Linked DNA regions of Homo sapiens: all the other regions are linked to region 1. Evidence: chromatin loops called from intact Hi-C (ENCODE). Cell type or tissue: dorsolateral prefrontal cortex. All regions are shown on one strand. Links, peaks and the distances in the headings refer to the core of each region. The heading gives the core; the rest is flanking DNA. Region 1 holds the start of MYCL (MYCL proto-oncogene, bHLH transcription factor). Region 2 overlaps MFSD2A (MFSD2 lysolipid transporter A, lysophospholipid). Region 3 holds the start of LINC02811 (long intergenic non-protein coding RNA 2811).

The links. Peaks named below come from ENCODE experiments on the same cell type or tissue, not always from the same donor. Only the 100,000 strongest peaks of a DNase experiment are listed, where the experiment ranks them.
Region 2: it touches region 1 in a loop (3.0-fold over the local background); 70 of 110 quality-filtered maps call a loop at or near these places.
Region 3: it touches region 1 in a loop (6-fold over the local background); 96 of 110 quality-filtered maps call a loop at or near these places.

Annotation. Positions count from the first base shown.
Region 1 is chr1:39,899,344-39,909,091 of GRCh38, forward strand. MYCL (MYCL proto-oncogene, bHLH transcription factor) reads right to left here and starts at 2,574. Exons shown (of 2, transcript NM_001033081.3): 1 at 1,596-2,574. The coding sequence starts at 2,091. RefSeq lists silencers at 1,828-1,947, 2,358-2,677, 2,938-3,147. In dorsolateral prefrontal cortex, for the core only: a CTCF peak has its summit at 3,055 (motif pointing left); DNase peaks (open chromatin) are centred at 1,764, 2,270, 2,678 and 3,068; H3K4me3 peaks cover 2,666 bases; H3K27ac peaks cover 1,515 bases.
Region 2 is chr1:39,968,660-39,978,407 of GRCh38, forward strand. It overlaps MFSD2A (MFSD2 lysolipid transporter A, lysophospholipid), which reads left to right. Exons shown (of 14, transcript NM_032793.5): 13 at 1-86; 14 at 846-1,297. The coding sequence ends at 909. Among named protein-coding and RNA genes, the nearest start is that of MFSD2A, 18 kb to the left of the region's middle. In dorsolateral prefrontal cortex, for the core only: CTCF peaks have their summits at 5,035 (motif pointing left) and 5,248; a DNase peak (open chromatin) is centred at 5,012; H3K4me3 peaks cover 516 bases.
Region 3 is chr1:39,811,981-39,821,728 of GRCh38, forward strand. It overlaps LINC02811 (long intergenic non-protein coding RNA 2811), which reads right to left and starts at 5,480. Exons shown (of 4, transcript NR_186710.1): 1 at 5,269-5,480; 2 at 955-1,026. RefSeq lists enhancers at 4,763-5,758, 5,607-5,776. In dorsolateral prefrontal cortex, for the core only: a CTCF peak has its summit at 5,033 (motif pointing right); DNase peaks (open chromatin) are centred at 5,031 and 5,581.

The sequences.
Region 1 (9,748 bases), core at 1-8,000:
TGTTAAGCCTCGTGGCTCAGGAAGATTCTATCTAAGAAAGAAATAATTTAAGACACCATTCTCCCTTTCAGAGAGTAGTGTCTTACTCTATCCAGACAAGGAAATGTCATCAGCAGGACAATCAAGTCCAACCCCATCGTGTGCAAATGGGGAAACTGAGGCCCAGATCAGCGAAGTCCACATATCACCTTTGTAACGTTCTGGATCTCAAACTAAAATGTCCAACTTCCAAAGCAATGCTCTTTCCACTCTACCACTCCACCAGCCGTTGTAGAGATACATCTTTATTGGTTTTTTGATCTCAAGATTCTCTTTCCAGCCATTAAACAAACATAAACTCTTGGTGTAGAAAGCAAGCTGGTTAAAAATGACCTTAACACAGTGGACCAGGAAAAAAAAGACTTTTAATTTTTGTTATCCTATTTTTTCTCTCAAGTGTAGGAAAACTTCCATACCCCATTCCCCAGTTCCCTATCAAATGGTCGTGTAAAAGTTATTCCTAAAAGCTACAGTGAGCTTTCTTGGTCCTAATTTATTTGTCACTAGCCACAGTCTACACTCTACAAAAATACCCTCTCCAGGATTTCTCACGGGTGTGGAGGTCTAAGATGCCAGAATAAGAACAATGTAGTTTAGTGGCACAGGATGCCCCAGTCTGCCCTCAGCGAGGTTGCACTTGCATCAAGGATGGGAGAGGAGGGCCTGGAGTTCTACTGCCTTGACCCCAGCATGTAGCCCACAGATTGCCACAAAGTAGGGGCCAGTGAATATTTGTTGAATGCCAGGGAGCAGCTGACGCTGGAGATCTATTGAGGGGGAGCAAGAAGGACACTTTTCCATCTCAGGACAAACAGCAAGGCAAGGTGTAGTGCTTCTAAGATAAGCTACCACAAAGACCCCAAACATCAAGGAAGAGGTGCCTGGTTGGGATGGAGCATTGGGGAAGAGGGGCTGGCTAGATGGCAGAAAGCTGGAGCTGACTTGTAGTGATTGTCTATCTCTAAGCCTCAGTTTTTCCATCTGTTAATGGGGAGTGTTCATTCTTCCCTCCCTGTCTCAGGGATGCACGAGTGGTAAGTGGTGGTGGGGAGGCACGAGAAGAGGGCATTTATTATTGGCATTTTAAAGTAAAGCCAACTGGAGACCTAGGTTTTTAAAAGGACGAAGGTTTTGGCTTTGCACAAAAGGCTCTCGGCTTCTTCTCCCCCTAGGGGAGTGTGAGTTTCCTAGGGAAAGAGGCAGCAGCAAAAAAACTTCAGGTTTGGAGTGTCTCTTAAGGTACCCCCTTCAATCCCTTACAGTCCAACCCCAGTATTGTCCTCTCTAAGCGCCAACCCTCACCTCAAATCCCTTGTCCCCTGGGGCTCCAATAATCATCAAAGGGAGGCTGGCTCCCACGCCACTTTTCCAAACTGTTTACCAACACACCCACGTGCCAGACAGACACGGTTGGGGACTACACGGGCAGCTTCAGCCAAAGAGAGGCGGAGATGGCCCAAGAGCTTGAGAAGAGCCAATGCCTGACCTCAGGCAGGGGCAGAGCTTTGGCCACCCATGGGGTGGCCCCCTCTTGGATGGCTCGGGGAGGTCCTTACCCGAGTCGCTTGGGCTCTCGGACCCGGAGCAGGCCTGGGTCTTGGGTTCGCCCAGCGGACAGGGGGCGGCGGGCGCCGGGTTGCCGGCTTCGAGGCTGGGAGTGCAGTCCGGGGCGGCGGACGCCTTGGGCGGGTTCCCCCGGGGCGCGCCAGGAGCGAGCCGGTCGCTCACAGCTCTCTCCAGCCGTTCCCGGGCCGAGAAGCCGCTCCACATGCAGTCACGGCGTATGATGGAGGCGTAGTTCCTGCCCCAGCCTTTCGAGTGGCCCCGGGATTCCGCTTCGTCTCCGGTGCACCCTCCGGGCCACGGCTCCGGGGGACCAATCCCGGGGGCCGGGTCCCCTGCGCCGGGACCCAAGCCCCAGGGCGGCGACGTGGGGGGCGATGGCACCAGCTCGAATTTCTTCCAGATGTCCTCGCTGGGCGCCGTGGAGCGGTAGAAATCCTCCCCGCAGTCATAGTCGTAGAAATAGTGCTGGTACGAGTCGTAGTCCATGTCCGCTCCCTGCGGGAGGGAAGGGGGGACGTGCTGACCGGGTGCCGGCCGGGCGAAGGAGGTGTCCCCGGGTCCCTCGGCACAGTCGGCTGCCGGGCTCTCGTTCCTCCCCAACCCCACCAGCTTGCAGCCTGCGCCCAGTCCTCGCGTCCCGGGAAGCCGGGCCCCGGGTCAGAGTGGTAGGGGAAGCCAATCGCAGCGCGCGGACCCGACTGTGGGCAGCGAGTTCAAAGCAAACTTTGCCAGCGCCGCCCGGAGCGCAGCTCCCAGGGCCCGGCGGGGCCGGGCGGGGGCGCGCCGTGCCCAGAAGGCAGCCTGCAGCCAGCCCGCACCGCGGGACCCGCGCCCGTGCCCTGGCCACCCGCAGCCTCACCTCGCTCCAGCCGCCCGCCACCTGGAGCGGACCGGCTCCCCGCCGGCTCGGGGCAGCCCGGCAGCCAGCACACACGCACATGCGCGCCGCCGAGAGCGCGGCCCGCACTCACAAGCGCGCCCCCCCCGCGCGCGCGCCCTCCCTCGCTCGCGCACGGCGGCCCGGACGCTCTCGGGATCGGCGCGGGAGCGCGAGCTGCAGGCGCATTGTTTCCTGACTGCCTTATATCTCGTCGCGCGCCCGGGACCCAGGGACTGGGGGGCGGGCCCTATGGGACAAACCCCGCCCTCTCCCTGCCTACTACGGGCAGTCGACAGGTGGGGCCGGCCCCACCTCCTGGCAGCGCTCGCCCGCTCCGTTCAATCCCCGGTAGCCCCCCAAATAAATTGCACGCTGGGGAGCGCAAACAGGAGGAGGGCTGATGCGGCCCGGCGGCCGCTTGGCGGTGCCAGCCGGCTGAGCTAAACCGTGCTCCTTGCCCACTCCGAGCTGGGGAATTAGGGCTACTCCCCGCCCCACCCTGCGCGCCTACTTTCCCCGGCGCACCCCGCTGGGTTCAGGTGCGCCCGAGCCGCCGCGAGGGGTAGGGGGAGGGAAACGCGCCACCTGGCGGCCCTCAGCCCTGAACTTGGGCTGGTCCCGGCGTCCGTCTGGTCACCCGTCGGCCCGTTTCTTGAGCTCAGTGGCCCAAGCCTGGATGGCATCGAAGCGAAGATTCCGGGATTTAGAGCCCGAAACGTAACCTTCCTGAGCTTCAGTTTCATCTGTAAAATGAAGGGATGGTAATGCTTACCTCACAGGGTTGTTGTGAGGCTTCAGGGAAATAAGAGCATCTAGGGAAGGGGTCTGGTCTAGGTGGAGAGGCAGACGGCGCTGGCTTAGCCCCCGCTTTGGGGAGGCGGTGCAGAAATGAGGAATTTTTCCCAGGGCAAAGCCAGCTGAGACCCGCCATGCTCCCTCTCATCTCACACAAAACACTGTAGGAGCTGTACAGTAGAGAATGAGGATTTGGCATCTGGAAAATACTGCAGGACCAAGTTGTTTCAAGTTTTGCCCTGCATTGCTGGCCAAGATGATAGATAACCCCTTTGTATAATCTTCTTTTTAAATTTTAAATATATTTTGTTAAGAGACAGGGTCTCACTCAGCGTCAAGGCTGGAGTGCAGTGGCTCGATCATGACTCGCTGCAGCCTCGAACTCCTGGGCTCAAATGATCCTCCCTCCTTAGCCTCCGAAAGTGCAGGGATTACAGGCACGGGTCACCGTGCTGGGTCCCCCTTTGTGTCATCTTCTACACAGATGACCTTTGGTGGAAGAGAAAAAATTAAACTATACGGCCAGTCTGAGATTTAGGCCAGAGGAGAGTAACTTGGGACAGCAGCCAATACATCTAGATTCCTCCACCTGGCATCAAGGTCTGGTGTCTGTCTACCCCAGCCTGATTGTCTGCTGTCTCTCTCTTTCCCTCCCACCCCTGTGGTCTAAGAACACCAAACTACTCACTGTTGGCAGACGGAAGTGAGAAGGGCAAGCAATTCAGTGTGGTTGGAGCATGGGACACGGATGTGTGTTGTTATATGGGTTGGGAAGGCAGGGAAAATGACAGCCTTCCGTTTTAGATACGTTGGGTCTGTGCTGCATGTGGGACATCTTGAAGGCAGAAACCTGCTCCTACTTGCTTTGTGATTTCTGCACCTAGAACAGCTTCTGGCAGACATTTGTGAACTAACTGACTTACTGAGGGACTCAGCTAACCAGATTTCACTGAGACAGCTTGTGTGCCCTGCTTTGTGCTAAACGGAAGACACAAATCAGAAGGGTTCCAGGTTTGGTTGCAGCCCCAAGGCACAGGCATTGGATTGTCCTTTAGTGACTTTTCTCTGGTCCACAGATGTCTGAGATGGTTGCTGTACTAGTCTGGGTTATTGGTTACAAATAACAAAAACCAACCTTAGGCAGGGCACAGTGGCTCACGCCTGTAATCCCAGCACTTTGGGAGGCTGAGGCGGGCAGATCACAAGGTCAGGAGATCGAGACCATCCTGGCTAACACGGTGAAACCCCATCTCTACTAAAAATACAAGAAAATTAGCCGGGTGTCGTGGTGGGCACCTGTAGTCCCAGCTACTCAGGAGGCTGAGGCAGGAGAATGGCGTGAACCCGGGAGGCGGAGCTCACAGTGAGCCGAGATTGCGCCATTGCACTCCAGCCTGGGCGACAGAGCGAGACTCTGTCTCAAAACAAAAAAACAAAACAAAACAAACAAACAAAAAACCAACCTTAGACAAATGTAAGCAGAAAATGACTTTATTGGAATAATTGGTGGTATAGACCTCAAGGGAGGCTGGAAATTTATGTTTGGAGAATGGGCCTTCTTTACCTAGACTACAGCCCCCACCCTGCAGCTCTTCCCATGGTTTCATTGTAGATGATATATGGGGGCAACCAGGAGGTGCTGCCCCTCCTCAAGAAGTAGGAAAAAGGAAATTAAGTTGTCTTCTGAGAGTTAACACTGCTTCTTCACTTTGCATACTTTTGTTTGTTTAATGTCTTCCTCGTCAGACTGTAAACTGAATGAGGGCAGACAAATGTCAGCCTTATTCATGGCTGTACCCCAGGGCTTTAGAACAAAGCCTGGCACATCATGGGTGCTGAGTATATGACTGAACACAAAACTCTAATGTTTTAGTTTTTGCGTTTTTTTTTTTTTTCCTTTAAGACAAGTCTCACTCTGTTGCCCAGGCTAGAGTGCAGTGGCGCAATCTCGGCTCACTGTAACCTCCGCCTCCCCGGTTCAAGTGATTCTCCTGCCTCAGCCTCCCGAGTAGCTGGGATTACAGGCACCTGTCACCACGCCTAGCTAATTTTTTTTTTTTAAAGATCATACTGCTTCTGTCCCTTTTTTTTTATTATTATTATACTTTAAGTTCTAGGGTACATGTGCACAATGTGCAGGTTTGTTACATATGTATACATGTGCCATGTTGGTGTACCCATTAACTCGTCATTTACTTTAGGTATTTCTCATAATGCTATCCCTCCCCCCTCCCCCTAATTTTTTGTATTTTTACTAGAGATGGGGTTTCACCATGTTGGCCAGGCTGGTCTTGAACTCCTGACCTCAAGTGATCCACCTGTCTTGGCCTCCGAATTTTTTTGTTGTGTTTTTTTGAGACAGGGTCTCATTCTGTTGCCCAGACTGGAGTGCGGTGGTGCAATCATGGCTCACTGCAGCCTTGACTTCCTGGGCTCCAGGGATCCTGCTACGTCAGCCTCCTGAGTAGCTGGGACCATAGGAGGCATGCACCACCACACTTGGCTAATTTTTTGTAGAGATGGGGTCTCCCTATGCTGCCCAGGCTGGTCTCAAACTCCTGGGCCCAAGTGATCCTCTCACCTTGGCCTCTCAAAGTGCGGGGATTACATATGTGAGCCACCACATCTCACCTCTAATGCTTTAAAGTAGAGATATGCCAATTGTATTAGTTTGTTTTGACACTGCTGTAAAGAAACACCTGAGATTGAGTAATTTATAAACAAAAGAGGTTTAATTGACTCATAGTTCCGCATGGCTTGGGAGGCCTCAGGAAACTTACAATTATGGCAGAAGGGGAAGGAGAAGCAAGCATCTTCTTCACAAAGCAGCAGGAAAGGGTGTGAGTGCAGGAAAAACTGCCATTTATAAAACCATCGAGTCTCGTGAGAATTCACTCACTATCACAAGAACAGTATGGGGGAAACTGCCCCCATGATCCATCACCTCCTACCAGGTTTCTCTCTGGACACATGGGGATTACAATTCGAGATGAGATTTGGTTGCAGACGCAGAGCCAAACTATACCTTATAGAGACAGAAGAACTCTCAGGCCCAGTCTAGACTACAACCTGGTTAAAAGTATTAATGCAGCTAAAGAAAGAGGGTGCCAGTTAGGAGGGTCTGGGCAGCCAAGGAAGCCAGAGATCAGGGAGAGTTGCCAAGACAATCACCAGCAGTGTCCCTTCTCTGGGGACAAAGATGCTGGTCCAGGAAAAAGGGAGATGGAAGTACCATTCTTTGGAGCCACTCAATTCACCCCCTACCTCACTCATGCTCTGGATCACCAAGCAACCCTCTAAAAACCATTCTGTTTCCTATGTAGATCAGTCCACAGGGAGAGAATGCACTCATCATTGAACAGGAAGATCCAGTCTGCTTCAAAGCCCTGCTTCCTCTTATAAATTAATGAATTGGCATCTGATTTGCAATATCAGTCTCATGAACCTGGTTAATGTGTGTCTGTTCTGTAGAGATGCTGCTGCTTTTAGGGCTAACAACTCTGGTTTCTAAGCTGGACCCAGGATGCTGATGAATTTACCAAGGTAACAAATGCTACCCCAGGGACCTTCCATTTTTCTGCAATATTTTATTTCCTTTATTTTTTCTAAAATATGTTTTTAATCAAAATACATGTAATAATTTTTTAAAAAATCAATTAGGCATATGGCAAAGTTAAAAAAAAAAGGCCATCTTCTGTCTTGCCATCAACTGATTCCCACTCCCCAAAGGCAGCTATTGTTTTAGCTTTTTGTTTTTTGTTTTTGTTTTTGTTTTTTGAAACAAAGTCTCACTCTGTCGCCCCGGATGGAATGCAGTGATGTGATCTCAGCTCACATCACTGAGTGTGTGTGTGTGGTGTGTGCCACCATGCCCGGCTAATTTTTATATTTTTAGTAGAGACAGGGTTTCACCATGTTGGTCAGGCAGGTCTCAAACTCCTGACCTTGCGATCTGGCTGCCTCAGCCACCATGCCAGGACTGTCCCTCATATTTCTTTCCATATTTTGACCAATACAGAGATCTACTTTTTCCTGATTTTTAAATTTCTTTCTTTTTCTTTATTTTTTTGAGATGGAGTCTTGCTCTGTTGCCCAGGCTAGAGTGCAATGGCATGATCTCTGCTTACTGCAACCTCTACCTCCTGAGTTCAAGCAATTCTTCTGCCTCAGCCTCCTGAGTAGCTGAGACTACAGGTGTGCGCCACCATGCCTGGCTAATTTTTGTATTTTTAGTAGAGATGGGGTTTCACTATGTTGGCCAGGCTGGTCTCAAACTCCTGACTTCAGGTGATCCACCCACCTCAGCCTCCCAAAGTTCTGGGATTACAGGCGTGAGCCACCATGCCCGGCCCTTTTTCTTTTTCTTTTCTTTTTCTTTTTTTAAATTGCCCTTGCAGAGCAAGCCTAACTCATACTCATAGGTAGAGCTTCCAGAGCCAGCCTAAATTTCCTTTACTTTCTTTTTTTTTCTTTTTTCAAGACAAGGTCTCACTCTGTTGCCCAGGCTTGAGTGCAGTGGCACCATTTTGGCTCACTGTAGTCTCAGCCTCCTGGGCTCAAGCGATCCTCTTACCTCAGCCTCCCTAGTAGCTAGGACTGCAGGTGCACACCACCACACCTGGCTAATTAAAAATTTTTTTTTCTTTTCTTTTCTTTTTTTTTTTGTAGATACAGGGTCTGACTATGTTGCCCAGGCTGGTCTTGAACTCCTGGGCTCAGTGATCCTCCTGCCTGGGCCTCCCCAAATGCTGGCCTAAGCCACTGTACCCAGTTTATAATTCCTTTCTTATACAATATTTTTTTTCAGTGTTAAATTGCCTCAGTTTTTCTTTTGCTTAGATTTCTACATATCTATTATGAATTTAACCCTACACATTCCCACTAGAGCTACAAAGATTACTCCATATGGTCAAACACACTAGGTAATCAGTCTATCAGTTACATTTTTTTTCTAGGAATCATCTTGGTTGGAGTCCTTTGTCTTCCTGTTCTAGTCTGAACTTATTGATCTCTTGGCCTGCTTCACAATTGTCATCCTGTGACTTCCCTTTACCATCATCTTGGAAATTCCCTCTGCTTCTCTCCTGTGTCGCATCCCCTGTTTTCTGGAGCTTGTTTCTTCCTCTTTCTCGTTTTACTTCCTCACTTTGGTGGAGCATATCCTCCAGCAGCTGCTTTGAGAAAAGGTACTTGGGAAGTAAAAGTTTTGAGACTTTGTGTTTCTGAAATTTTCTTTGGTATACCCTTTGGTTGATGGTTTGGCTGGCTAGAGAATATTAGATTAGAAAATAATTTCCCCTGAGAATTCTAAAAGTACTTTTTTTCTGTTTCTTAGCAGCCAGTATTGCTATTGAGAAGACTGATGTCATTTTATCTACAAACCTTTGTATGTGACCTGTTTCTCTGGTAGCTTTTAGGATATATTCTTTGTCCCTGGCATTTTAAATGTTTTCAATGATGTGCCTTGGTGTGGGTCTGTTGGAATAAAGAATTTATTGGCCTTTCTCCCCAGTTCCTTGGAGGTAACCTCTAAATCCTTGGAATTTCCCAGGTAATAGGTGTGTCTGTTATTTATGGCAGGCACTGATAGCTTATGCTAATAAGGTGGCCCATGGGGGACCCCTAGATAGTTTAAGATGACTCATGATAGGGGCTGTCCATGCCAGAAAGACAAACCATGTGATTAGAGTGCTGGGCTTTTGAGCCACTTGATAATCAATCTGACCTCTGGGCAGGGGAAGAGGGCTGGAGATTTAGTTAAATAATCTGGACAATGATTCAGTTAATCGTGCCTACATAATGAACCCTCAATAAAAACTCTGGACACTGAAGCTCTGGTGAGCTTTTCTGGTTAATAATAGTCTGTGTGTATTGTTACACATCAATGTGCCAGAGGATGATGCATCCTGACTTCACGGGAAAAGGACACTGGAAGCTTTAAGTTTGGGATCCTCCAAGACCTTGCCTTTTGTGTCTCTTCTTTTGCCTGGTCCTGATTTGTATTGCCTTTGCTATAATAAAACTGTAACTATAAGTTTAGTGCTTTCCTGAGTTTGGTGTTCTGTGGAATTATTGAACCTAAGTAGGTAGTGGGAACCCCCAGATTTGTAGTCATTTGGTCAGAAGTGTGGGTGGCCTGGGAAACCCTGAGCTTCTATTAATAGCTGGTTTCTGAAGTGAAGGCAGTCTTGTGGAGACTGTGCCATTAACTTGTGAAGTTTGGCCTAACTCTAGATAGTGTCAGAATTGCATTGCAGCATCTTTTTGAATTCTTTGCGCTAAGCCTTTTTATTTATTTATTTATTTATTTTATTTTTATTTTTTTTAGATGGAGTCTCGCTCGTCTCCCAGGCTGGAGTGCAGTGGCGCAATCTTGGCTCACTGCAAGCTCTGCCACCTGGGTTCACGCCATTCTCCTGCCTCAGCCTTCCGAGTAGCTGGGACTACAGGTGCCCATCACCACGCCCG
Region 2 (9,748 bases), core at 499-8,498, 70 kb after region 1:
ATCCTGCTGGGCCTGCTGCTCTTCAAAATGTACCCCATTGATGAGGAGAGGCGGCGGCAGAATAAGAAGGCCCTGCAGGCACTGAGGTGAGTGGGGAGGGGACAGGATGCTGGAGGAGGGGACGTCACTGTGTCTAAACCCTCAATTTGTGTCTCCTGTGGCCAAGTCCAGACTCACCCCCCACACATCTTCTCTGGACAGCTGTAACACTTAAGTACGCACCAGGCACTGTGTTAAGTGGTCTTACCTTTATTCAACAAATACATACTGGCTGCCTACTATGTGCTAGGCATTGACTGCTCTAGTGAACAAGACAAAAATCTCTGTCCTTAAGGAGCCTGTTATAGGACGTGTGTATCCATCACCTCCCATACCCCTCCAACAACCCTAAGTATCAGGTTCTTAGGGTTCCCCCTCTGCAGGTGAAGAAGTTGAGGTTTCAGCAGGAAGAGTACCTGGCCCAGCTGAAAGGGGCGGAGCTGGGGTTTGAGCCTCAGCATTCCGGCTCCAGAGACTGCACTCTTCATCAGCCTCCTGGCATATAGGACCTCGAGTGTGGCCTGACCCTGCATCTGGGGAAACCAGTGGGCAGGCTGGAGTGAGTCATGCCAGCCCGTCAGCCAGCCCAGGCGAGAGTGTAGATCTAGGGTTTGCAGTACCCTGTGTGCAGCAAGGACAGTAAACAGACCAACCAACAGTTGAAAGTGGGAGTGAGCAAACTCTGTGTCCCGCGGTTCACTTTAGTCCGACAGCAGGGCCAAGATCACGTGAGGAAGGAGGCAGGTGGGGCTGAGGAGGGGTAAGGATGGATGCTTCCTCCAACCCATCTCCTCTCTCTCTTGCAGGGACGAGGCCAGCAGCTCTGGCTGCTCAGAAACAGACTCCACAGAGCTGGCTAGCATCCTCTAGGGCCCGCCACGTTGCCCGAAGCCACCATGCAGAAGGCCACAGAAGGGATCAGGACCTGTCTGCCGGCTTGCTGAGCAGCTGGACTGCAGGTGCTAGGAAGGGAACTGAAGACTCAAGGAGGTGGCCCAGGACACTTGCTGTGCTCACTGTGGGGCCGGCTGCTCTGTGGCCTCCTGCCTCCCCTCTGCCTGCCTGTGGGGCCAAGCCCTGGGGCTGCCACTGTGAATATGCCAAGGACTGATCGGGCCTAGCCCGGAACACTAATGTAGAAACCTTTTTTTTTACAGAGCCTAATTAATAACTTAATGACTGTGTACATAGCAATGTGTGTGTATGTATATGTCTGTGAGCTATTAATGTTATTAATTTTCATAAAAGCTGGAAAGCAGCTGCCTGTTTCTGTCTGTGTCCTCAGCCACTCACTGAGCCCTTCTGCCTTAAGACTCCGTTAGAGAACACACTGAGCCCCAGGTGCTACTGGGTGGGGGCGAACATGTCTGGAGTTGTGGCTGGAGTGCAGTGGCGCAATCTCGGCTCAGGCAATCCTTCCTTCTGCTTCACCCTCTCGAGTAGCTGGGACTACAGGCATGCACCACCACGCCTGGCTGATTTTTAAATTTTTTTGTAGAGATGGAGGTTTCACTATGTTGCCCAGGCCAATCCTTCTCACTGGACTCAAGCAATCCTCCTGCATTAGCCTCCCAAAGTAGTGGGATTACAGGTGTGAACCACTACACCTGGCCTCTTGCTAAGTCAAGACTGTTCTTATTTGAAAGATAAGAACACCCTAGTGTAGAGAGGGATTTAGCTAAAGTCACGCAGCCTTTAGTGACCTAACTGGAATTTTATCCCAACTCTGTAAGACTCCAATACCGTAATCGCCACTGTCTACTTCCTTGTGTCTGAGAATGACCAGGGGACCGGCAGACAGATGCTTGCTCTGGGTGTGCCTGTACACTGTGCTTCCTGCCTGGTGCATGCCTGAGCCTGCAGGGCTGGTGGGGCTGGAGGCCTGTGGGGTCCCTGGAGACTGGTGGTTCTTTCTCCACAACTGTTACTGATGGTATTGAAAGGTGAGAATGTACCTGCTGGATGTGTGTATCAGATGAGGGAGGATTTTACCACAGACGCACTGGTGACAAAAAAAAACCAAACACCTCCGGTAGGGAACAGGGTGGTGGGGAAGGCCTAGTTGGGAGCACTTGGCTAACTTCCATGGTATGAATAACTCCCACCATAGCCAATTTCAAGTTATCCATGGTTGTTCATTTGAACATTTCCTAAACATTTAGTAGTTGGCTTTTACAAGCTGGTAGGAGCTTGCCTAACACACCACTGGGTCTCACACTTAGGCCAAGCCCCCAAAATCACAAGAAGGCAAAGCTGGCAGGATCAGGAGCTACTAGTCAAATCTCCTGATTTTATAAATAGATAAATGAGGCCCAGACAAGAGAGGCTCTTAGGCTATTCTGGCTTGGTTCTTACCTTGAGTGTGGGGCTCCGTTTTGGGTGGGAGGGAGGTCCACCATTTTTACTGATGAAGTTCTGCCAGGTTACTTTGATAAATTACATTAAGCGTTACTAACAGGCATGGTTACATGTGTGTAATAAGTATGAATTCAGTTAGTCTTCAGATAGTTGTCAGAACTTCCCTATGAGGAAGGTATTATTGTCATCCTCACGTTAAGAGATAAGGAAACTGACGCAGGGAAAAGTTAAGTAACCTGCTCAAGGTCATTGGACAGTCACTGGAAGAGCTGATACTTGAATCGAGGTTGGCTATAGTGCCTGGGCTCTTAACCACTACTTAAGGCTGTTAGGTGAACCAATGGTTTTGTCAACACCAAGGCAAGTCACACACTGTCTTTGTATCAGCCATCTCATGTCAGGCTGTCTGGGCAAGGCAGGAGCCTAGAGTCTGTTATGGCCTCTGGAGCTGGCCTGCTCAGAGACTCTGAGATAATGTTTATAGAAGCCCACTTATACCTCCTCTCTCCCTCCACTCTAACCAGTAACCACCAAGTCCTGTCTTTAAAAAAAAAAAAAAATTAAAGTTTTCAGCTGGGCGCAGTGGCTCACGCCTGTAATCCCAGCACTTTGGGAGGCCGAGGCGGGCAGATCACCTGAGGTCAGGAGTTCGAGACCAGCCTGGCCAACATGGTGAAACCCCGTCTCTACTAAAAATACAAAAATTAGCCAGGTGTGGTGGTGCATGCCTGTAATCTCAGCTACTCAGGAGGCGGAGGCAGGAGAATCGCTTGAACCCAGGAGGCAGCAGTTGCAGTGAGCTGAGATCGCGCCATTGCACTCCAGCCTGGGGGACAGAGAGAACCAGTCTCAAAACAGAAACAAACCAAAAACCAACAAACAAAAACAAAACTAGCCAGGCGTGGTAGCACATGCCTGTAATCCCAGCTACTTGGGAGGCTGAGGGCAGGAGAATGGCTTGAACCTGGGAGGCGGAGGTTGCAAAGAGCTGAGACCATGCCATTGCACTCCAGCCTGGGCAACAGAGCAAGACTCTGCCTGAAAAAAAAAAAAAAAAAAAATTAAAGTTTTCCAAACCACTCAAGCTTGTTTCTTTCTTAGCCCCACAATTACTTCTCAGGCATTATGCTCTCTTACCTGGGTGAATAGACAAGCATCCTGTCTTGTCTCCTTGACTTTAATTTGATCTCCTCACCTTCTTTCTGCAAACTATCCAAGATAACTCAGTAGCTCTCCTGTTTAGAAACATTTCTGTAAACTGGGTGTAGTGGCTCTGCCTGTAATCCCAGCTACTGGGGAGGCTGAGGTGTGAGGATTACGAGGCCAGGAGTTCAAGACCAGCCTGGGCAACATAATAAGACCCCGATTCTATAAAACAAAAAACAATTAGCCAGGTGTGGTGGCTTGCACCTTGTAGTTCCAGCTACCCAGGCAGCTGAAGCAGGAGGGTCTCTTGAGCCCAGGAATCTGAGGCTGCAGTGACCTATGATTGTGCCACTGCACTCCAGCCTGGGGAACAGAGGGACACCCTGTCTCAAACAAAACAAAAAGTTTCCTAGAAATCCTTCTGTGAGTTCCTGTCTGAGTACCCTACTGACCTCCCCAGGCCCAGATCTAGATGCAGCTCTTTTTGCAGGCCACCTGCGTGACCCTGGTCTTGCAGCTCCTGCTGCAGCTCTACCTGGCAGACACCCATCCAATGTGTCTTGACTCCAGCAAGCCCCTCTGAAGCAGTCCCTACCCCTCTGCCTTTGGGACATCTCAGAGGGATCGTCTCTTTCATCGTGGTCTCCCACACTGAGCCGAGGGCCAGGCATGGTGGGGTGCGGCAGGCACGTGGAGCTGAGTGAATGGGAGCTGTGACCAGAGCAGGCTTTGGCTGGGCATCAGACCCAACTCCCACTGACCCACTGTGACACCTCTCTCCAGGTCACAATTTCCCCAAACTTCCTATGGGGATTTAGACTTTTCATTTTTTCTTTCTTTTTCTTTTTTTTTTTTTTTTTGAGACGGAGTCTCGCTCTGTGGCCCAGGCTGGAGTGCAGTGGCGCCATCTCGGCTCACTGCAAGCTCCGCCTCCCGGGTTCACGCCATTCTCCTGCCTCCGCCTCCGGAGTAGCTGGGACTACAGGCGCCCGCCACGCGCCCGGCTAATTTATTGTATTTTTAGTAGAGACGGGGTTTCACCGTGTTAGCCAGGATGGTCTCGATCTCCTGACCTCGTGATCCGCCCGCCTCGGCCTCCCAAAGTGCTGGGATTACAGGCGTGAGCCACCGCGCCCGGCCAGGGGATTTACACTTGAACACCCTTGCTTCTCTCCAGTTTCACACTCACAGAAAATTGCTCTCCTCTTCCAAGATCCCCTGTTGAATTCTTGGGGACTTCTTTCGGGGTGGGACGGGTGAAGAGGGGAAGCAATGTCTGTTGGGTCATTGGCTACTCTAGGTCCCTTCTGGACAGATCATACCTACTTATTCTTGGGAGAAGAGCCATATTGACTTCCTCTATGCTTGGATCCAGCATTACTACAACAAACCCTGTCTCTCCCTCTTCACTCGGCCCTGCTGCCCTGTCTTGCCAACCTCACAGCCCATCCACACCTCTGGTAAGGACCAGGTGCAGCTTTGGCGCCACCTGCTGGAAGAAAGGAGCAGCACCTCCACGTTTCAAAGAGGAAATTCCAGATCTGACATTGTTTTGGAATATCGATTCCATTGATCCGAACAGATATTTACAATGAGTCTACTATATGCCACACACCAACTAGGCTCTGAGGACAAAGTGGTGAACAAAATAGAGCTTACATTCTCAGTGGAGATCAATGACAAATAAATAATTTCAGATCGTAATAAGCATCATGAAAGAAGCGAGGTGATGTGATGGAGGAAACTGGTACGGAACTACTTTAAGTCAAGTGCTCAGGAAAGAATGTCCTGAGAAAGTAACATTTGGCTGGACACAGTGGCTCATGCCTGTAATCCTAGCACTTTGGGAGGCTGAGGTGGAAGGATCACTTGAGCTCAGGAGTTCGAGACCAGCCTAGGCAATAGAGTGAGACCTCATCTCTACTAAAGATAAAAAATTAAAAAAATTTAAAAAAAGAAAGAAAAAGAAAGTGATCCTCATGAAGGATGAGAATTAGCTAAATGTGAAGAGAGCTTAGAGGGAAAGCATTGCAAGTAGAGGAGACAACGCAGACCCCAAGGCCCCAAAGAGCTTGGAATATCGGAAGGACAGAAAGGAGACCAGTGTGGCCAGAGTGTAGTGAATGAGGCCAGGCACAATTGCTCAAGCCTGTAATCCCAGCACTTTGGGAGGCCGAGGCAGGTGGATTACCTGAGGTCAGGAGTTCGAGACCAGCCTGACCAACATGGTGAAACTCCATCCTACAAAAAATACAAAATTAGCCAGGCGTGGTGGTGCATGCTTGTAATCCCAGCTACTTGGGCAGGAGAATTGCTTGAACCTGGGAGGCGGAGGTTGCGGCGAGCCGAGATCGTGCCATTGCACCCCAGCCTGGGCAACAAGAGTGAAATTCTGTTTCAAAGAAAAAAAGAGAGTATCTCAGGGAGAAGGAACAGCATGTGCTAAAGCCCAGAGGCCAGGGAGATCATGGTGGAGTCAAGGAACAGAAAGGCCAGTGTGCCTGGAGCACAAAGATTGAGGGAATGGGATGCAAGATGAGGCTGAGGATGAAGGCAGAGGCAGATGGTCCACAACATGGCTTCGTGGGTTGTGTTAAGCATTTTGGTCCTTATCCTAAGAGCAGAGGGAGGCCATTGAAGAATTTTAAGCAGGGAAGCCATATGATAGATGAAGAGTTTGGAAAGACCTATCAGCTGCTCTGAGGAGAAAGAATTGAAGAAGGTGAGAAGGGAAGCTGGAAGACGAATGAAGAGGCTTCTCATGTAATGTTCCAAGGATGAGTGGTATTGATGAGTACAAGACGAGTGGAGGCAGTGGAGATAGAAAAGGACTGATTTGGCAGCTGGTAGGACTGGATATAATTGAGATGGAGAGGGAGAGGGGGAGAGAGTATGAAAGTGATGTCTATATTTCTTTTTCTTTTCTTCTTTTCTTTTCTTTTCTGAGCTGGAGTCTCACTCTGTCGCCAGGCTGGAGTGCAGTGGCACAATCTTGGCCCACTGCAACCTCCGCCTCCTGGGTTCAAGTGATTCTCCTGCCTCAGCCTCCCAAGTAGCTGGGATTACAAGCGAGTGCCACTACGCTCAGCTAATTTTTGTATTTTTAGTAGAGACGAGGTTTCACCATCTTGGCCAAGATGGTCTTGATCTCTTGACCTTGTAATCCACCCGCCTTGGCCTCCCAAAGTGCTGGGATTACAGGCATGAACCACTGCACCTGGCCTATATTTCTTTTTTGTTTGTTCGTTTTTAAGAGAACATCTCACTGTCGCCCAGGCAGGAGTGCAGTGGCACGATCATGGCTCACTGCAGCCTCCACCTCCCAAGCTTCAGCGATCCTCCTGTCTCATTTTTTGATTTTTTGTAGAGATAAGGTCTTGCTATGTGGCGAAGCCTGGTCTCGAACTCCTGGGCTCAAGCGATCCTTCCTCCTCAGCCTCCCAAAATGTTGGGATTACAGGTGTGAGCCATGGAGCCCGGCAATGCCTAGATTTCTATCTTGGGAAACAATGAGTAGGACTTCTAAACACAGCAAACATGAGCAAGTTTGGAGGCCAAAAAAATTCATTTGCCACTTGTTTGCAACATTTTCATATAAATAGGGAAGAAATCACACTTAGGAATTCCACTGTCAGGGACAAGCCTACAAACTATCACCACTACTACTATACAACATTTCTTTTTTTTTTTTTTGAGATGGAGTTTCGCTCTTGTTGCCCAGGCTGGAGGGCAGTGGCGAGCGATCTCTGCTCACTGCAACCTACACCTCCTGGGTTCAAACGAGTCTCCTGCCTCAGCCTCCCAAGTAGCTGGGATTATAGGCATGCGCCACCATGCCTGGCTAATTTTGTAGTTTTAATAGAGACGGGGTTTCTCCATGTTGGTCAGGCTGGTCTTGAACTCCTGACCTCAGGTGATCTGCTCACCTTGGCCTCCCAAAGTGCTGGGATTACAAGTATGAGCCACCACGCCCAGCCACTATACATTTCATTGGCCAATATAAACAAGCAATATAAATTGCATTAGATAATGTAATTAGACAAGAAAAAGAAATAAAAATTGGAAAGATATATGTAAAATGTTTAATTTTATTTTATTTATTTTTGTTTTTATACATTTTTTAAAAATAGGGTTTCACCATGTTGCCCAGGTTGGCCTTGAACTCCTGGACTCAAGGGATCCACCTGCCTTTAGCCTCCCCAAATGGGATTACAAGAGTAAGCCACTGCACCCGGCCTGGTAAAATTATCTTTATTTGTCAATGACATGTTTGTATTCCAAGAGAACCCAAGTGAATCAACTGAAAAACTACTATAAACGATGAGAAGTCTCAGTAAGGAAAAAGGGTATAAAATTATTACACAAAAATCAATCCCCTTCATATATACAAACTGCATTAAGCTAAATTGCATTGTTCAATGTAATAACCACACCACATTGCCTATTTAATTTTAAATTTAAAACGAATTGTTGGGAATAATGTTCAAAATCCTAAGGAAATTGAACACTCAAACACAGGATTCTTAGCAAAGCAATTTTACTTCTGCGCAGAGGGGTGCTTCTCCTTGGCCAGTCGCCATGAGAGCACACCTGAACAATGGAGCACAAGAGCCTTTATTCCTGACGCAAGTCCTGCCCCTGTACCCTTTTCCCATTGGCTGGGATCGGGTCGTACACTCTAAACTAATCCTGGTTGGCTAAACATTTGAACTTTTTTTACATAAGGTGGGCATGTAAGGGAGAGAGGGGAAAGGGAGAGGGGTATCTGCAATAAGCGAGAGAGCTAGTCTTCTTTCCAAATAAGGAAAGGAATGTGAGCTGGTACTGATAACGCCTGGTACTGTGGCGTGTCTGGGCATGTAACAAAAGCAGAAAGGAAGAAAAAAAAAGAAAAAGAAAAAAGGGGTGGGTAGGGGGGTACTATAAATTAAAGAATAAAGGATTGATCAGGCTATTTGAAGAGAAACCTCATCATATCCCACATAATTGAAATCAAATAAATTTAAAAATCAATTCCTCAATCACGCTAATCACATTTTAAGGTCTCATTACCACATGTGACTGTTGGTTACTGTATTATAGAATATGCTGTATCAGAACATTTCAATCATTGCAGAAAGTTCTATTGTTCAGTGTTGACTTAGAAGATACAGTGAAAGAGGTGACCTCATTTATGAGAACAACAAAATGCTTCTGAATAAGAATGAAATAATTCTTTGTCAAACCACATAACTTAGTTTTTGGTCATGGGCCACCTGCATGGACCTCCCTGTATTTCAGGACATAGCTAAAGTATTATCTCTTTGGGAGTCTTTCTTGATGCTTCCAACCTGAGTCAAAGATTCCTCCAGGATCTCCTAGAGCAGAACACAGTTAACCTTCATTATTCACAGATTCCATATTTATGAATTTGTCTACTTGCTAACATTTATTTGTGACCCCCATATTTTTTTCATTGCTAGTGTATAGAAATACAATTAATTTTTTTATTATGAACTTTTTTTTTTTTTTTTTTGAGATGGAGTCTTGCTCTGTCACCCAGGCTGGAGTGCAGTGGCGTGATCTCAGCTCACTGCAGCCTCCACCTGCCGGGTTCAAGCGATTCTTCTGCCTCAGTCTCCCGAGTAGCTGGGATTACAGGCACCTGCCACCATGCCTGGATAATTTTTGTGTTTTTAGTAGAGACGGGGTTTCACTGTATTGGCCAGGCTGGTCTTGAACTCCTGACCTCAAGTTATCCACCCACCTCAGCCTCCCAAAGTGCTGGGACTATAGGCATGAGCCACCATGCCTGGCCTGAACTTTTATTTTAATTTATTTTATTTTATTTTATTTATTTCAGTAGGTTTTTGGGGAACAGATGGTGTTTGATTGCATGAATAATTTCTTTAGTGGTGATTTCTGAGATTTTTGTGCACCCATCATCCAAGCAGTGTACACAGTATCCAATGTGTAGCTTTTATCCCTCACTCCTCTCCCACCCTTTCCCATGAGTCTCCAAAGTCCATTGGATTATTCTTATGCCTTTGTGTACTCATAGCTTAACTCCCAACTCCCATATTAATACTCACGGTCATTCATGGATATGCACAGAGTGGCAAAAATTTCAAGTTGTCTAATGTGCATGTTCCCAGCTGAGGCTGAGCAAAGTGATGCCCTTCTTTTTTTTCACTTGGTGTTGTTTATTTAGTGCCATGTTTTTTCA
Region 3 (9,748 bases), core at 625-8,624, 87 kb before region 1:
TTTTCTTTTAATCCTGTTATAATTCATAAGGCTTCTTTCCTTCCTTCCTTCCTTCCTTCCTTCTTTCTTTCCTTTCTTCTTTCTTTTTCTTTTTGATAGAGTTTCGCTCTGTTGCCCAGGCTGGAGTGCAGTGGAGAGACCTTGGTTCACTGCAGCCTCCACCTCCCGGGTTCAAACGATTCTCGTGCCTCAGCCTCCTGAGTAGCTGGGACCATAGGCACGTGCCACCACGCCTGGCTAATTTTTATATTTTTAGTAGAGACAGGGTTTCACCATATTGCCCAGGGCGGTCTCAAACTCCTGGACTCAAGTGATCCGACTGGCTCGGCCTCCCAAAGTGCTAGGATTACAGGCATGAGCCACCATGCCCAGCAATTTTTGTTGTTGTTGTTGTTGTTTTTTTTTTTTTGAGATAGGGTCTCACTCCATTGACCAGGATGGAGTGCAGTGGCTCAAACACCGGCTCACTGCAGCATCTCCCTCCTGGGCTCAAGTGATCTTCTTGCCTCAGCCTCTGAAGTAACTGGAACCACATGCATGTCCACCACGGGTGGCTAACTTATTTATATTTATTTATTTATTTTTTTATTTTTTGAGATGGAGTCTCACTCTGTTGCCCAGGCTCGAGTGCAGTGGCGCGATTTCGGCTCACTGCAAGCTCTGCCTCCCATTCTTCCCGTCATTGGTTCTCCCATTCTTCTCCCATTGGTTCACACCATTCTTCTGCCTCAGCCTCCCGAGTAGCTGGGACTACAGGCGCCCGCCACCAAGCCCGGCTAATTTTTTTGTATTTTTAGTAGAGACGGGGTTTCACCATGTTAGCCGGTATGGTCTCGATCTCCTGACCTCGTGTTCCGCCCTCCTCAGCCTCCCAAAGTGCTGGGATTACAGGTGTGAGCCACTGCACCAGCCTCCAAAAGTCTTCTTGTTTAACTGTGGTTTGATGATTTTTACCTGTTTTGGAAAATTCTTGGCCGTGCTCTTCAACTTATCACTTCTGCCTCATTTCTGTCCTCCACTTGTATCCTTGGAATACAAGTATATGTGAGTTAGACCTCGCAGAATCTCTATGTCTCTGTTAGGAAAGGTAGTCTGCCATGGGTGCTGAGTGTTCCTGTCAGTCCTTGCTAAGTGTGCCAAACTTCAAGGCTTATCATCCTGTAACAGTGAGCAGGTCCTGTAACTATTCACATAGGCCACTAAGTAGATCAGGGCACCTGAGCATGACTGCCATGCAACTGCCCATCCCTGGAGTAGGGGGACTCGTGTGTTCACTGCTTGCTGAAAAGATGCCAGGTCAGTTCTTCAGCTGTGCTGCAACCCACTGTCTGTACAGCCACCATATGGACCCGCAACACCACCCCAAGGGACTTGGAGGCATACGTTTGTATGTTGGGGAGAGTGGGCCATGGAATATATATATATGTGTGTGTATATATATATGTGTGTGTGTGTGTGTATATATATATATGTGTGTGTGTATATATATAGTGTGTATATATATATGTGTGTATATATATGTGTGTGTATATATATGTGTGTGTGTGTGTGTGTGTGTGTGTGTGTGTGTATATATATATATATATATATATATTTTTAGATGGAGTCTCGCTCTGTCGCCCAGGCTGGACAGGCTGGAGTGCAGTGTCAGGATCTCGGCTCACCGCAACCTCCACCTCCCGGGTTCAAGCAATTCTCCTGTCTCAGCCTCCCGAGTAGCTGGGACTACAGGCCATTATGCCCAGCTAATTTTTGTATTTTTAGTAGAGACGGGGTTTCACCTTGTTGGTCAGGCTGGTCTCAAACTCCTGACCCCAAGTGGTCCACCTGCCTCGGCCTCCCAAAGTGCTGGGATTACAGGTGTGAGCCACTGCGCCCGGCCCCCACCAATTCTTTTTTTTTTTTTTGAGATGGAGTCTTGCTCTCTTGCCCAGGCTGGGTGCAATGGCTAAATCTTGGTTCACTGCAACCTCTGCCTCCCAGGTTCAAGGGACTTGGAGGCATCCCTGCCTCCTGCCTCAGCCTTCCGAGTAGCTGGGATTACAGGCATGCGCCACCACACCCGGCTAATTTTTTTGTATTTATAGTAGAGACAGGGATTCACCATGTTGGCCAGGCTGGTCTCGAACTCCTGACCTCAAGTGATCTGCCCGCCTTAGCTTCCCACAGTGCTGGGATTACAGGCGTGAGCCACTACACCCTACCGGAATATCTTTTTATTAGGGAAGAGGGTTGCTTTCTGGCTCACCTATAATCTTCTATAATTATTGACAATGACACTGCCTCTTGGATCATGTTTCCCTTGCTTGGTCCCTGGGTGAAGAGGACAGTCCCAGCGAGTGTATACATGGACTCCTGGTTCCCTATAATACTATGAGTTATGCTCCTTATCAACAGGATACCATGCTCTAGAGACAATGATTAGAAGTCTATCCTTTTGGCTGGGCGCCGTGACTCACGCCTGTAATCCCAGCACTTTGAGAGGCCGAGGCAGGCGGATCACGAGGTCAAGAGATCGAGACCATCCAGGCCAACGTGGTGAAACCCCGTCTCTACTAAAAATAAAAAAATTAGCTGAGCATGGTGGTGCGTGCCTGTAGTCCCCGCTACTCAGGAGGCTGAGGCAGAAGAATCCCTTGAACCTGGGAGGCGAAAGTTGCAGTGAGCCGAGATCACGCCACTGCACTCCAGCCTGGCGACAGAGTGAGACTGTCTCAAAAAAAAAAAAAAAAAGTCTCTCCTTTCCTTTAGCTACCACAGCCAATGAGATGGCACAACTCCTAGGTCAGCAGATCAGACTCTTATTTAGAGTGAGACCCGTCTTCAAAAAAACAAACAAAAAACTCAAAAACTAGTGCAGCATGCTCTGATATTCTGCCCAGTCATCAGCCCTGTGTGCATAAGGTTATTCATCACAGGATGGTTTGTGATAGCGTCAGTCTGGAAACAATTCAAATGTCTATTACTAAGGAAGGGACTGGTGAAATTAACTACAGAACATCCTCACCATGGAATACTAGGCAGCTGACAAACGAACAAACTCCACACACACACAAAACAAGAAAGCTCTTTATGGACTGACATAAGCTACAAAATACATTGTTAAATGAAAAAGGCAAGATGCAGAACAGAGTATACTCTCCTTTGAGTAAAAGGGTGGAATAACATTTGATACTTGCTTTATTTATATGAAATAGACACCTAGGAAACTAATAAAATTGACTTATAGTGGATGGATGAGGTGGACAATGGAATAAAGATAGAAGTAGAAGTAGCAGGGAGACTTTGTTTATTTTGAGACAAGGGCTCACTGTTGCCCAGGCTGGAGTGTGGTGACACGATTGTGGCTCTCTACAGTCTTGACCTCCCAGGGTCCAGCGATCCTTCCACCTCAGCCTCCTGAGTAGTTGGGACTACAGGCACATGCCACCACACCTGGCTAATTTTTTGCTCATTTTTTAGAGACAAGGTCTCACTATATTGCCCAGGCTGGTCTTGAACTCATGGACTCAAGTAATCCTCCCGCCTTGGCCTCCGAAATTATTAGGATTACAGGTGTCAGCCACAGTGCCCAGCTGAGACTTCTTAAGGGATATCAATTCTTTGAAGAAATAGTTGATTTCTTGAATGACGCGAATATATTACTTGGCCAAAATATTAAGTAGAAGAAAAAATGTGTTGAGTTAATGAAGGCTCTGTGTAACCCTAAGGAACTTATTTTCCCAATTCCCACCTCAGTTTCCCCAAATAAACTGGAGGACCACTGAGGGCTCCCCCTCTTTGGCTCCCAGACTTTGGGTACAGGCCCTTAGGACTCCAGTCTGTATCTCTGACCCCAGCCCTGACAGAGGTTCAGAAGGGGTCTGCCTCATTTCGTGTGCCTCCCTCCTCCTAAATCACAGTCAGGGCTGTCAGCACTTTAGTCCCTGTCCTGCTCCCTGGAGCCACTGAGCCAGGTGGAGAACACCTGGTCCTGCAGCGGATGGAGAGAGAGAGATCACATGGAGGAGGCTAACTCAGCTCTGTGCTGTGCCTGGAGGTCGCGTCTGTACTCACTGCTCAGAGCACACTACTGCCAGGGTTGGGTCTGCAGTGGGGCCTTGGAGCTCTCTTTATATCTCACCCCTCACCTTCTAAATGGCAGGTTATGATTTCCTAATATGCTGTGACAGAGCTGAACCCTCCATCCCAGCTGCAGGCACCTGCCTCTGTGGAGTGGCTACTCTAGGCTAGGTACTTCAGCATATTCTCTCTTTTCATCCTCCTGCAGTCCAATTTGGCAGATAAGGAAACTGAGGCCTAGGGAGGTTCTGGGCTCCTGCAGAGCTAGGGGAGGAGGAAGGAAGCAAAGACTAATCAGGCATCCCTTAATTGGACTTGCCTGGGAGGCAGGCACTGGGCCTGAGTAGAGGGTGCTGGGAGCTGAGTGTGGTCAGAATACAGGGAACAGAAAGGCTCAGGGTGACCAAGGCTGAATGGGGGTGGGGCAGGGTCCCTGAGGACAGGGCTGAAGCACTTGGACAACTGACTACAGTGGGGCATTTTCAGGTCTGGGCTTGTGGAGTGGACAGCTGAGGTCCCTGAGTGGGGGCACAGGATGGCTGGAGGGGTTGGGGAGAAGGTGGTGAACCTTGGAGGAATCCAGGAGGGAGATGATGTGACGTCATCTAGGGATGCAGGGGGTGCGAGAGGGGCAAGAAGCAGCAGCACTTGGTGACTGATGGGATATAGAGGTTAGGGAGAAGGCGGGGTGAGAGTGATGACTAACATTTATTGGACACTTTGTATGTGCGTGGCTCAGTAGCAAGTGTTTCCCATTTGTCACAGCACTTAATCCTCAAAACATCCTAATAGTGTTGGTTCTATTGTCACCCCCATCTAACAGATGGGGACTGTGACTCAGCGGTGAGAGTCTTAGCAGAGGTCACAAGCCAGTCCTCAAGTCCCTGGGAACCACTTGGTTCCCACCGTCATCTCCCCCGAGATGCTAGGCTGTTTGTGTCCACCAGGGGGCAGAGAGAGGCCGGGAATTTGAACGGGACCCACGTTTTCCTGCGCTTCCCTTAGCCTTGGCTGTGGTCAGAGATCTTGGTGATCAAGGAGTCTGACCCCCTAGTTCTCACTTTACCATAGGGTAAGCTGAGGCCCATGGAGGGACAGTGACCAGCTCAGGTGGTAGAACCAATCAGAGGCGGACGTGGGCCAGAGCCCAAGACTCCAACCCCCCAGCAGCTTAGACCCCAACCCTGGATCAGGTCACCCCAGCACCTGGGGGGTGGCAGCGGCGACGGGGGCCATGGATTCCGGCCCCAGCCTGTGAATTCCACAGACACCGCGGCTCCACACAACCCACACCCCACTGCACACAGAAAGGATACGGCTGACGCTTCGTGAGCGATGCTGGTTGTCACCAAGTCACTGGTGAAACTGGGAGAGCGCCCCTGGTGAGACGGTGTGAGGATTCATGCAAAGCACGTGACAGAGGGAGTTTCAGGAAGTGAAGCTGTCCTGTGTTGCTGCTGTTTTATTAGTAACAGCAAGCTGCCCAGGCCCACACGAGGCAGGTGTGTCTCATGAGTGTTCTACGGGAGAGGAAGTGAGGCTTAGAGGCCCAAGCCAGGAGTGGAGGAGCTGCGGCTACGGGCTACGGTGCCCATGCCCACACCTGCCTCAGGAGCGCCCTCTTCCTTTGGATGATTCTTTTTTATAGACAGGGTCTTGCTCTGTCGCCCAAGCTGGAGTGCGGTGGTGCAATCATGGCTCCCTGCAGACTTGACCTCTTGGGCTCAGCTTCCCAAGTATCTGGACTACAAGCATGCACCACCACACCTGGCTGATTTTTAATTTTTTTGTAGAGATAGGGTCTTGCTATGTTGCCCAGGCTGGTCTTGAACTCCTGGACTCAAGTCCTCCTGCCTTGGCCTCCCAAAGTGCTGGGATTACAGGCGTGAGCCACCATGCCCACCCAGCCTGGATGATTCTTTTAGTCCGTCATTCATCCCATGAGCATTTGTGCCACATGTGCTCTGAGCCTGGTTCTGTGGTGGGCACTGGTGCCACCCTGGGCCCTGAGGTGCATGAGGGGGCGGAACAAATGGAAATTGAGGCAGGCTAGGCCTAGAGCCTGTGGGCTTCCTGGGACTGGGCACTGAGCAGTGAGCTCGGGAGACAGAAGGCTGAGCCCAAGGCTGTGGGCTTGTGCCACCTCTGCCTAACCAGGGTTTGTTTACCTTCCACCCAGAATCACATAATGGAGGTCCGTTCCTCCCCTGCACAGCATCCTGCCCTCAGGATAGCCTCAGGGCTACCCACACAGATGGGAGCTGCCTCATCTGGGGCCACTCCAGGGCCGGGGGTTCTGCTGGGAAGAAGGCTCCTACATCCTTGCCCCGCTGTCTGAAGCTGGTTTGGGCCAGTGAAGAGGAGCCTTCCCTGGCCGAACTCCTTTTGTCAGCCCAGGGAATATCCAGGTCAGGGGGTGGGGTTTGGCCTGGGGATCAGGGGCCCAGGGTCATGTTTGGGATTATCCTAACAGGCATTGCACCTGCATAAGACAGTGCAGGATGGGTCTGCACAAGACCATATAGAGGAGAGGTGAGCGGGGTTGAAGGCCAGTCCACACCCTGCTCCACTTGGCACTGCTGGGGGCTGGAGCAGGGCTGTATCAGCCTAGAGGAAACAGGTTCTTATTTCTGAGTCATCATGAGCACCACATAGGTTGGCAGTGCCCTGATGGCAACAGTCCCTAAAGCGCAGGGGTGGAGCAAGGCTTGATGTTGGCCTGGAGCTCCAGGGCCAGTTGCTATTTGAATGAAAGAGTTGCAGCAAGCTGGTCTTTTCCCCAAACCCATGGCCCTCAGGTGTTGCTCAGGAGAAGGAGGGATGGAATTGGCCATGGGCTACCACCTCAGGAGGCTGGACCTCTCAGAGGAGCTTCTAGTGCTTTGCTTAAGATATGTCCGCCAAGACCCATGCCAACACTCTTGGAGTCTCAGGGGCTCCTGACTTTTCATTCTCCCAGGCCCCAGTCCAGACTGACTCTCCCAAACGCCCATTGTGGATTATGTCCAAATTCCTTTGCAGGGCCATTTCTTGTTCACCACAGACACACCTGTGTCCAGAGTGCACATAAGACAAGCCACTGCTCTGAGGGGGAGCTCCTGGCTGGGGGGATTCCAGGACCTAGATCTGTGAAGCCACCTGCCTCGGACATCATGGAGGAGGATGGCAGTGTTCGGAGGCTCAGGAAGCGCAGCACCGTGCCCGGGTGGCAGTTGGCCTGGAGTCTATGCAATGTGGGGTGAACCAGGACCACTCTCTGGGACGTCCACCCAGGAGAGCCAGGAAGGTGTTCCAGGCTGGGCCCCAAGGCCTCTCTGTAGCCTCCTGAGGCCATGTAAGGACCCAACCTGTCCTGGCCCAGAAGTCAGATTCCTCAGCCAAGGAGTTGCAGGGACAAGGAGAGGTGGCCAGTGTGGTGGGAGGACGCCTTTGTTGGTGGGAGGACGCCTTTGTTGGTGGGAGGACGCCTTTGTTGGTGGGAAGACGCCTTTGTTGGTGGGAGGATGCCTTTGTTGGTGGGAGGACGCCTTTGTTGGTGGGAGGATGCCTTTGTTGTAGGTATTTTCTCAACGGTGGGGCTGGGCTGCCTGCCAGGTGCCAGGGCGCGGCTCTGGCCTCCCGCTGCACAACCCACTTTGCCGCCAAGCCCTGTACCCGGCCCAGCAGCTCCTTCCCGCGCTTCCGCTGCCAGTCCCGGGAAAGTGAGAGGCAGGATGTGTTGGGCGGGCTGAGCAGGCTGGTTCCCAGCCCACCTGGCCTCATGCTTCTGGCAAGGATCCTGAGCCTAGACAGGAGAAGGGACTCACTCAGGGCCCTCTTGGTGCTTGGCATTTAGAACTGCATTCTTCCAATTAAAAAATATGTACAAACTTTTGCTCAATAAAATGTGATAAAACTGCAATGCTGAATATGAGCTCATACACTTATTAGCTGTATGTCCACGAACAAGTTACTACTTATCTTCTCTTTAGCTCCATCTCTTTATTGAAAAGCGAGGACAAAAGAAGAAGAAAATGTAAAAATGGGGATGATAGTTGTCCTACCTCATGGGACTATTACGAGGATTTAATGGGTCGTTACATGTAAAGCTCTCAGAACAGTCTTGCACGTGGTGAGGGCTATGGAAATGTCTGCTGTGATCTTGAGCGTGATGGTGACCATCAGTGGGAACAATGCTAACCAAGAATCAGTGGCACAGAACAGAAATTCACTCAGGCAAGCTCCAGCTGAGAGCTTTTAATCACGTCTTCAGAGATGGCACATGGAACCCGAGGGTAGGGGCAGCCAGACCTCAAGAGGCCTGAGAACCAGGATCTGAAGAATGAGAAGCCCGGAAGCTCCTCTCTGTCTCTGGGCCTCACTGTCTCCTATCCACCCTCTTTCTGCACATCTGCTTCACTCTTATACCTCTGAGCAGCACGACTTCCCCCAGTTCTCTCATGGCCAAACATGGCTGGCTCTCAGGTCTCAGGTCAAGTAACCAGAGGAAGCACACTGGCTTCTCTGAATCCCAACAGCAAGATTGTGGGACAGGGAACCCATTGCCCAATTTGGGTCATGCACCCACAGCCCATGGCTGAGGGGCCGCCAGGGACCAGTCCCGTGGTGCCGAGGGAGAGCCTATAGGCTGGGCAGGCATCCCCAGGGGCATCTACTCCAATGGTGCTCTGGGCAGCAAAGAAACCAGTGTGCTAGTCCTGGTGTCACTGCAGGAGATCCCCAGTGTCGCTGGGCCCTTTTCCTCTTCTGTTCACTCTGTGATTGCTATAGTCCCTTGTCACAGCACTCAGGGTGTCTTAAAATTGTTTATGTGTCTGTTTTCCTCACTAGACTGTGATTTTCATTCATTCTCTCAATACAGTAATCACCAAGTACCAGCCATGTGCTCAGGATACAGAGATGAATCCAACTCAGTGCTTGCTGCCTCCGCAGAGGCTCAGTCTGGCTTGGCATGTGGTCATGTGAAACGGATCGTCTCCATGTCTGGTTTCTCCCAAACTCAGGTGCTAGAGACTTTGTTTCCCACAGCATTGACAGTGTCAAGATCCCACTCTTCATGAAGTTTACAAGACTCCTGAGCTGTTATGAAAAGTGAGCGTCCAGGCCAGGCGCAGTGGCTCATGCCTGTAATCCCAGCACTTTGGGATGCTGAGGCGGGTGAGGTCAGGAGTTCAAGGACCTCACCTGAGGTCAGGAGTTCAAGACCAGCCTGGTCAACATAGAGAAACCCTGTCTCTACTAAAAATACAAAAAATAGCTGGGCATAGTGGCGTGCACCTGTAATCCCAGCTACTTGGATGCTGAGGCAGGAGAATCCTTGAACCTGGGAGGTGGAGATTGCAGTGAGCCAAGATGGTGCCATCACACTCCAGCCTGGTTGACAGAACGAGACTCTGTCTCAAAAAAAGAAAAGGAAAGAAAAAGAAGGGAAGGGGAGGGGAGGGGAGGGGGAAGAAAGAAAAGAGAAGAGAAGAAAGGAAAAGAAAAGAAAAGAAAAGAAAAGAAAAAGTGAGTGTCCACAGGAAATGGTTCTGAAGGGGCCAGGCATGGGCGGGCATCACCTCCGCTGGGTGATTGAAGGGCAACAGTGTGCAGCTGACAAAAGAAAAACTTGGCTGGTGCCTATAATCCCAACGCTTTGGGAGGCCAAGGCAGGCGGATCATCTGAGGCCAGGAGTTTGAGACC